Linked DNA regions of Homo sapiens: region 2 is linked to region 1. A link is a loop called in an ENCODE intact Hi-C map of the cell type or tissue named here. Cell type or tissue: GM12878. All regions are shown on one strand.

Region 1 (5,000 bases):
GTGTCAAAAACAGCCTGGGAGAGAGCATCGCAGTGAGAGGTGACATTGAGCCAGGTGCATTAAGAGCACAACAATAAATAATCACGTTGCCCTTTTCAGAGCTGCGACGCATGACCCGTCCAATTAAGCCTCCTGCAGTCTCCTTCTGATGGCCCATAGTTCACAACATCCTTCCCACATTTGTTATAACAGCTTTGTTTTCTGTATCCGCTTTCTTTCACAGTTTGCACCCCATGCAGTCAAATTTCGTGCTTCCAAAATGAAAAATAAAACGGCTAGTTCTCGTCTCTTTGGGGGAAATTAGTCTTATTTCTCCCATAAATCATAAGCATGCTTCAGCCGTAAACAGAGCATTAGCAACTCTGGAAGTACATTAACTTTCGGGTATTGGCAAGACCTGAGGTTACTGAGAGTGATTTATTTGTTGATTTTGACTTAGGGAGGGGAAGGCAGGTAGCTGCAGAGTGGGTGGGAGGTGTGGATTATTAACCATTTCAGTAGAAGGAAGTAAGTTCTCATCCGGGCAGCCCCGGTTTATGCTGGTTGTCACAGCATAAGTATTAAGAGCATCCCTTTCCCTCTAAAAGTGTCCCAGCTTGGATGATAAATTATATGGTCACTCTGATTAAAGTGCAGTGAAAATAAGGAGCAAAATCTTGTTTTGTGAATGAAGCCAGACACAAAAGGCCACATGTTGTGTGATCTCATTTATATGAAATGTCCAGAATAAGCAAATCCATAGAGGCAGAAAGTGGATTAGTGGTTGCCAGGGGCTGGGGGTTCCTGGGGGAAATGGGAAATGATTGCTAATGGGTATGAGATTTCTTTTTGGGGTGAGAGAAATGTTCTAAAATTGATTGTGGTGATGGCTGCATGACTCTGTGAATATCCTAAAAACCATTGAATTGTACATGTTAAATGGGCACATGGGATGGCACATAGATTATAGGTCAACAAAGCTGTTCTATTAAAACAAAAGTTAAAAAAAAAGTTAAACTACATAAATCCCACAAAGGGAAAACAAACAAACAAACAAAAAGCTTGCATTCTGTCTTTCTGCTCATGAGCACTCTACCCTCTCAGGGCTGGTCCCTCTGAAACAGCTGATTCATTTGAAGGATGTGGTGGCACATGCGGGGATCTGCAGGGCCAGCCTCTTGCATACAACTGTATTTTTATGACCTTGTTGGAGCAAGAAAGGGAGCGTGAGTTTCCCACAGTCATTGCTGAACATCAAGGTGTGTGCGTTGGCCTTTAAATGGCAGGGGAGCTGGCCGGGGGACCAGCAGGAACATCAGGTACATAAAGAGCCCAGCAATGACGGCTTGGCTGGAAGGAAGAAGACGGAGGATTCTGATAGGGACTCACCCTTGCCCAGTCATGTCCAATGCCACTGAGTTCCCATTTAGGGAGAAGAAGAGAGGAGTTATAGGATGTGTGTGAAGGTAGGCGTGGGGGGGAGCAGGAGTTTCAGCCTCCCCAGAGGAATTGAGCCCATGATTCCGCAGGTAGCACAGGGGTGGGGCCAGATCTGCCCTCTGAGGTCAGGAACTCTAGGGAACACAGGACAGCCACTGAGGGGCCTCTTGATGCTTAGACCTCTCAGCCTAGTGCTTTGAAAGGGATTATGGGACCTAGAATGAGCCCTGTTCCTGATCCATCTCCCAGCATTGGGATCCTCCTTCAAAAGAAGGGAGTTGAAACGTGTGAGGAAACTAAACATTAACCCTGCACATTTGTATATCCTCACCCCCTAGAACAGAGTCTGGCGCTCAGGAGTATGTGGTTGGACAGATGCACAACACACAGGGTTCAGATGAGCTGATAAGGTTCCCTGGGGTAGCCTGTGTCCCAACCCAAGGCCCAGGGCATTTGGTCTGGGTCACCAACAGAGGGTGCTAGACACCTTCAGAACAAGGCTGGGTCTGGGGCCGGGGCCTCTCTGGAGGTGATGGAGTTCTCTCCTCATTGCAGACAGAGGTGGAGCCGGGGCAGGACTTGAGCCCCAGTATCCACACATTCAGCGAAGGGAGGAGACAAACCTGTTCCCTGCTTGGGCATTTCCCCAGCATCACAAAAGGAAAACCAACCCCTTGAGTGGATAGAGGATAGGATCTGTGTTGGGTTTGCTCACTGGTCTATCCCCAAGGGCCTGCACACAGTGCCTGGACAGAGAGGGCATGTGAGAGTAGGAGGGAATGTGGGAAAACCAGACAGGAGCGGGGCCACAGTGTTCTGAGGCTTTATCTCTGGCCTTTGCCTAGTGAGTCTTGGAAACAAGAGTTACACATGAACTCCTGTACACCACACAGTGGAGTCTGTGCCTGGCCTGGTCTTTCAGCCGGATAGAGCTAGGTACGGACAAGGCCCAAGCAGGTCTCACTAGCTTGGCAGAGAGGACAATTTCCAGGAACTTGCACCTCTTCACACCACCCCATTCCCCAAACCAAGTCCACAAAAACAGAGGAGACAAAGCAAAGAAGGAACAGAGCAAAAATGAGATCAAAACCCTCCTACAGAGGGCCAGCACTTTAGGCCACCATGTCTTCAGGTGAGAGTGTCCATTTGATGTTTTGAGAGTCAGAGATGGGGCTGCTGGGGCCACAGGTGAATCCAGGAATGGAAGAAATGGAACTGAATGCATCTTCTGTTGAGCTGCTCGTCATATAGTTTTCTGTGTTTCACATACTTGTCTATTTTTCCCTTTATTGCAAGGAAATACTCGTTGTGTGCAAGGAAATCAGCAGGAAAAGAGGGCAGTTAGGAGTCAATGGGAGAGCCAGACAAACAAGGGAATGCTGTTCTTCAGAAGACGAAGCCTGGCAACTACCACCCAGGGCTGGCGGTGAAACACTAACACATCCGCAGGCATCCCCTCTGTGGGAAGCAGTCTTGCCACGTGCAAGGTTGCTCAAGGACAAATGTTGTAAGGACAAATCAAAAGAGCTTATGATGTTGTCCAGTGCGAGTCGCTCACAGTAGCACATTCTGCTGAGAGGGTCGGGTGTTATAACAGTGAATTGATGAGGAGGAGTTGAAAAGTTTCTTTTTCCTGTGGGTTTAGAGTTCCCGCATAAGCTTGAACAGTTGAAAGTGCTTGTGAATTCCTTATTTTTTGTTTTAAATTCTCCTGAGACATGTTCCATAGGATCTTAGGATTTTAGAATGGAAAGGAAAAAACAATGAGACTTTCAAAGTCTCTTCCTTATATTTACAGCTGGAGAAAGCCAAACACTGTGGTGGCTAGTGTCTGACCCACACCTCAATACACACACCACACACACATACTCACTTATCCACTCACACAGAGAAAAAAGAGTAGTAAGGATGAATCTTCCTGATATTAAATACCAACCAAAGGCCATTGCTTTGCATCTTGTTTATGGCTCTGCAGCTCATGTTAGGGGCCCAGCTCTCCCAGTGGCTGTCGAGTTCCCTGAGCACCACCAGCCCTCTTGCCAGAGAGTGTGAGTCTTGGCCATGTGGTGCCTCCCTTGCTTCTCAAGGACTTGGAAAATGTTCTTAGAGTGAAACTAGAAAAATTTACCCATAAAGGATTAGCCATCTGTGAGAAATAACTAAGAAGAATTATTGGTAAACATGTCACCAAAGACATTGGAAACATCCAAAACTCAAGCTGACTCAAGGAGGAAATGCAGCCTCTGGTGATAATAGAGTATGAGGGGTCCTAGCCATGCCCTGTTTGGAGAAGGGCAGTGAGAATCCACAGGATGGCTTGCTCTGTAGGCCAAAGGCATGGAGAAAAGGGTGGAAGTCAGGGAAGCCAGGCTCACCTCCCCTTCTCCCCACACACAGGGAGCTGGGGTGCTGGTTAAACCTCCAGAAGCCACCCAGCAAGTCTGTCCCCAGAGTCAGGAGGGAGATTCCCTCCCAGCACCTGGGCCAGGAGAACATTCTGAATGTCGACCAACACCAGCATCTGATTTTCTGCCCTGGAACTGTCTACAGAGGCAGAATGCCCTGAGCAGGTGGTGGCCTCCCCTTCTCAGTGCATTTCTCACTGTAAGTGCATAACTTGTTACTCTGGGGTGGGGGAAGTATAAATAGTAAAACAGGCCCAAGACAAGAGCAGTGCTCTCTTTATTAGTTTTCTGGGGCTACTGTAACAAATGACCACAAATTGAGTGACTTAAAACAACAGAAATTCATTCTCTCACAGTTCTGGAAGTCAACAGTTGGGAATCAAGGTATCAGAAAGGTCACACTTCCTCTGAAGGTTCTAGGGAATAATCCCTGTTTGCCTCTTTCAGCTCCTGGTGGCTCCAGGCTTATTGGCTTGTGGCTGCATCACTCCAGTCTCTGCTTCCTTCTTCAGGCAGCCTTCTCCCCTGTGCATCAAATCTCTCCCAACTTTCTCTTAATAAGGATACCTGTCATTGGACTTAGGGCCCACCCTAAATCCAGGATGATTTCATCTCAAGATCCTTAACTTAATGACATCTGTAAAGACACTTTTTCTAAATAAGGTCACAGTCACAGGTTAGAACTTGGCCATATCTTTTTGGGGGCCATGATTCAACCCACTACACTGACCCACATCAGTGTCCCAGGCCTGCCATGCTAGGTCAGCCTCTGGGGGATGCACATTTTCACAGGGATAGCCAACCCATGGAACTGTGCGGGGCAAACTGCCTTCATCAAGGTTGCCCCTTGTTGTAGCATCGTGCTCTTATTTTAAGCTAATTTTGCTGACCACTTCAGCTCTGTCATTGCATGCGAAAATGCACCCGTGAAGTTGTCCCTAGCTGGTCCCCACTGCCTGCAAACCAAATGCTCAGCCTTGAGGAGCACGTCACATGACAGACAGAGTCAACTTTCAGAAAACGTCTGGGAAATTTCCCCTTCTGCAGTCAAGAAGCATCTAGAGAACTTTGGGTATTCCTGGATATGGAGTAAAAAAAGAGGCTTGGCTAAACTCATTTATTAAAAAATGCAATATCCTCATGTTTTTTTCCCAAGGGGAACATACAAAGGGCTTG
Region 2 (5,000 bases), 160 kb after region 1:
AAATTTGTTTAAAGAACAAGTTTCTTCTGAGATGTGAGAGCCAGTTCCATAGCCATTTCCAAGGCCCGAATGCAGTGCCGGCAGGGAACTTAAAGCCTGTTTCGTGGAAGCTCCCACTGTGTAGGGCCAGCTCCCTGGTTGGTTCTGGCTCACTGACGCTGCACTTGCGAGGCAGTGGAGAGTCTCCCTGCGGACCTGCCCACAGGTTGTGCAGACTGATGTTTTCTTTCCATGCTGCCCAAGTGTGATGAAAAGGCACGTGTCAGAGGAGCCCTGGCTCCAATAGGATAGGATAGGATAGGATACCTGTTTTTGTTGTAACACATTTCTGCACACAGGGCGTGGGCGTCTCTCCTGATGAAGCACCGCCCTCCCGAGTGATGATGGAAACACATCGAAAGACATCAACTCTCCACTCATCCTGCTGGCTTCAGGAGGAAACACTTTTCGGGTGTTCTCTGGTTTTTGTGAAGATGTCCTTGATAGCTTTTCCACTGGCTTCTCGTTTTTTATGTCATCTTTGATTTGAGTAAACAGAATTGGAAGACTTGAGCTGAGTGGAGTAGGTGGTACTTACAGTGACTGTGGCAAAGTTTCGATGAAGGGAAACCCTGGTGACGGGAACCTTAAGCTGATGGGGATTGTCTGCCCTCTGCTTCTGTGAGGCAGAGACAGGTGACCAACAGGTTGTAATTGGGATTTAAAAGAAAAATATTATTATGAGGAATTAATAGCTACTCATGGGGTGATGCTGATGGTTCTTTGCATTTGAAGAGCAGCGAGTTCTGTTTTCTGGGCGTTTCCTAGTACATTGTCTCATGTGAGCCTCACAGCACCTTGCAGTGGCAGGACTGTCCATCCCCATTTTACACACGTAGAAACAGAGACCTTGACGTTGTGCCTTGTTGAACACAATGAATTTGGGCCTATGGAAACCTGGACAGGAAGAGTGGTAGGGACCTGAGCTGGTCCCCACAGTGGCATGGGGGCGATAGTCTGATTGGGGTGAAGGGGGTGGGCAGAGGGTGCAGCCTGTGACAGAGGTTACCTGTGAGGAGACGGGCTTGGAGAGGGCTTCCTAGACAAGACTGTTGCTTTAGATTTTAATCTGTAACTAGCATCTTTTTATATTTATATTCATTTAGAGAAACAAATTTATTCGTTGGTGAATGAAACCATTCAGTATTCAGCTAATAAGATCTCTTTTGATAGAAAGACCCTCACAAGTTGTTGATGGTCATGGTGATGATTACCTGAGACAAAAGTGGGTGCCCTATTAGCTTCCTGAATTTCAGGTCATTGGTGATTACTGACTGCTGCGTGTGCTGTGGTCCTGTCAATACTATTTGGTGCCTGCTAGGTGCCAGGGGCATAGAAGGATGATCAGGATGCAGCCCTTGCCCTGGGGGAGCATCTTGAGGGGGCCGAGTTGAGTCAGTGGGAAGAGCTTGCCCCCCCCCCCCGATGAGGCAGGTGCGATGTCACCTGTGCCCCCTACGACAGGGCACAGTGCCATCTGTGCCCTCTTCTGTATTTTACACCCTCTCCCCACTGCCCTCGCCGCCATGCCATTCCCCAGAATTTGTTGATCTAATTCAGAGAGCAGTTCAAGGCTTTGGAGGCAGTGAGACTTGAACCCCAACTGCACCTTTCATTGGTCAAATGCCCTTGGGGACGTTCCTTGGGAGAATGTTATAGAAGTTATTTGATTTGTGCTGGGGCCAGGCATTATTACTTAAAAAAATCTCCCCAGATGATTCTAATGTGCAACCAGCATTGAGAATTACTGAGTTGTAATCAAGCCTGCGTCTCCTTGTCTCTAGAATGCAAAGTATTGCCTACCTGATAAGGGGGCGAAAAGATGAAGTAAAATGTAAAGGACTTTCATTTGGCTGGTGCTCCAGGATGTTAGGTGTTTTTAGTTATTACTATTGTTTTCTCATTGAAAGCGTGACATGTCATTCTAGACTACACAGCAAATGATGGAAAAGAAGAAAATAACAACAAAAACATGCGTATAATCTCAGTTAATATTTTAGGATTTTACACCCACATACGTACTCATTGGTATTATATTATGTTCTTTTGGACTTGATGTTTTCTCATGACATTAAAAGTTGAAAACGGTTTACTGACTGCAAACCATTTCAGCAACAGATTCACGCTGTAAAGATCGCACTGGGTTCCTTCCTGAGACAGCATTGTCTACTTTCGGCCTGTGGGTTATTTGTTTATTTGTTTGGGCCTCTTCGTGGTGTGAGTGGGTGGGATCCCGGCGCTCCCATGTTGCTTTAACCTGGCTGAGGCCCGATGCTGTGGTCTTTGCCATGCCTGCACTGGGGCCTCTGTTGGCAGTTGTTCTTGGCTGGGCAACTTCCCCACTGTGCCTGGAAGCTGTTCTGCAGTTGGTGGCTGCTCAGCCCAAGGAATGGCACCTGTGGTAGAGCCTCATGTCCTCTCCTCCCCGCATGTCCCCGCCTCTCCCCCACTCTGTCCTCCTGCAGAACCTCTGATCCTTGCCTCCTCTCCACCCCCTCCCTCCTCCTGTAGAACCTCTGATCCCTGCCTCCTCCCCACCCCTCTTCCTCCTCCTGCGGAACCTGTGATCCCTGCCTCCTCCCCACCCCTCTCCCTCCTCCTGCGGAACCTCTGATCCCTGCCTCCTCCCCACCCTTCTCCCTCCTCCTGGGGAACCTCTGATCCCTGCCTCCTTCCGCACCCCTCTCCATGTAATGTTGCTTTTGCTGTAAGACTTAGAGTGGTGGGCTGTAAACTTTGTCTATGGGACCTCAGAGGTCCCTGGGAACTTCTGCCATCAGCCCTGTTGAGTCAGTAGGCAGAAGCGTGTGGCGGGGAGGCAGGGCTCTCAGGCTTTCTGATTGTGAAGTCAGGGAGGCCTGAAGGACTGAAACCCCTGGTTGAGTCATCACCCTGGCCCTTGGGCCCCCTTGTGCCAGACTTGAGCAGTCACATTGCCTGCAGCTTGTGGATTTTAGAAGAGTGTAAAGTGTCTTTGTAACCAAGGCCTCCAGCTCGATATATGGAAGTGCCCAAATGGCTCTGTGCCTCTGTACTTCTTGATGGAAGGCCACCTTTTTTCCCCCATGAAAGTAGTGGCCTTTTGAGACAGACCTTTTCTTTGTCCCACACTCTCCTTTGGGACCCTAGTGCTCCAGGAGTGTATGTTCATAGCCTCGCACCCCCCGCAACCCCACCACTCTGTGCTTTCCAAGAATAAGGACTGGGGGTTTGCCCATTTCTCTTAAACCCCAGTTGTCACAGTGCTTTGCACATAACAGGCATGGGATCAGTCACTTTGGGTGGAATTTAGTTATATCCTTAGCGTGTCACTAGCTGCCTGGAGTCAGCCAGATGTAGACCCCAGGGCCTTTAAAAGAGTCCAAGCTCAGAAGTCATATTTCATTGTAGGCAGAGCCGCTGCCCAGTGAGACTGGGGCCTTGCACTGTGCCGTTGTTTCTTTCTCTGCCGCTCACTGCACAAGTGGACGATTGGTTTTTTTTTTAAGCTGCATAATTTTGAACCACCCTTCCCATCCTCATACTTTTGAGTATGAGGATTCTTTGATTTACTCTCTCCAATTCAATTTTCTTATGGTCGTGGAGCTCATTTAGTCTTTTTTTTTTTTTTGAAACAGGGTCTCCCTCTGTCTGGAGTGCTGGAGTGCGGTGTGTGATCACGGTTCACTGCAGTCTTGATTTCCTGGGCTCAAGCCATCCTCCTGGCTCAGCCTCCTGAGTAGCTGGGACCACAGATGCATACCACAGTGCCCAGCTAATTTTAAATTTTTTGTAGAGATGATGTCTTGCCATGTGGCCCAGGCTGGTTTCGAATGAGCCCACGTAGTCTTTTTTTTTGAGACAGATTTCGCTGTTGTCACCCAGGCTGGAGTGCAATGGCGTGATCTCGGCTCACTGTAACCTCTGCCTTCCAGGTTCAAGCAATTCTCCTGCCTCAGCCTCCCGGGTAGCTGGGATTACAGGCGCCTGCCACCACGCCCAGCTAATTTTTGTATTTTTAGTAGAGATGGTGTTTCACCATGTTGGCCAGGCTGGTCTCCAACTCTTGACCTCAGGTGATCCACCCACCTCGGCCTCCCAAAGTGCTGGGATTACAGGTGTGAGCCACCGCGCCTGGCCGAGTTCATGTAGTCTTTAGTGACGCTTTGCACAGTGAAAGGTATTCTCTGCCTGTACTCCCCGTAGGTGAACATGCCTTCTGCAATGCAGAATGACTTTGGAAAGATTGTATGTGTTTTTTTTTATGATAAAAATAAAATAGAATTTTTAAAGAGAATTTTGAAAAGTATTATGATAGTGAATAGTAAAATTACTGCTACTAATATTTTGATATACTTTTTATCTGGCATTTAAAGAATACATATGTACTTTGTTTATCCAAAAATATATACTTTTGTAGTATTTTTCTGTGAACCTGTCATGAACATTTCTTCATTGTCCATACATAGTCTAGAAAGACATTCTTAATGGCTACATTATTTTGTCATATTTTATTACAAGTTATTCATAATTTTTCCTACTCTTGGACGGGAAGGGTTTTTCTCATTTTTTCCACTTCTCTTAGTGACATCATGTTAACATCCAGAATGATGTTAAACTGTATTCAACATTAGTGAGCATGTTACTCATGATTTTCCCAGTTATGCTAGTCTCTATTTGTCAGTCTTCTATACATTGTACGTGAATTGAATGTTTATGAATAGGGGTTTTCCCTTTGCTATGTACTAAACTTGTTAAGATCAATCCTCCTATCTGCTCCCTGCCCCTCACGCCCAAATTGGCAGTGGCTTCTGACGACAGGAGAAAGACTGTGGTCTACCATTGTACCAGACTCAGTTCACCTGGGATTAATGAGTCCCTGTTAGGTCAGTTATGACCTGTCCTCTGATGGTCTTAGGCACTGACCACGGTTAATTTCCTTTTCTGTTCTGAGTCTCTTTCTGCCTGTTAAGGGACCTCCA

The links. Peaks named below come from ENCODE experiments on the same cell type or tissue, not always from the same donor. Only the 100,000 strongest peaks of a DNase experiment are listed, where the experiment ranks them.
Region 2: it touches region 1 in a loop (8-fold over the local background); 1 of 110 quality-filtered maps calls a loop at or near these places.

What each region holds. Positions count from the first base shown.
Region 1 is chr13:29,704,983-29,709,982 of GRCh38, reverse strand. No RefSeq gene overlaps it. Among named protein-coding and RNA genes, the nearest start is that of SLC7A1, 110 kb to the right of the region's middle. In GM12878, a CTCF peak has its summit at 1,887 (motif pointing right); a DNase peak (open chromatin) is centred at 1,832; H3K27me3 peaks cover 186 bases.
Region 2 is chr13:29,541,331-29,546,330 of GRCh38, reverse strand. All of the region lies in intron 2 of SLC7A1 (solute carrier family 7 member 1), which reads left to right. Among named protein-coding and RNA genes, the nearest start is that of SLC7A1, 52 kb to the left of the region's middle. In GM12878, a CTCF peak has its summit at 2,953 (motif pointing left); a DNase peak (open chromatin) is centred at 2,920; H3K27ac peaks cover 226 bases.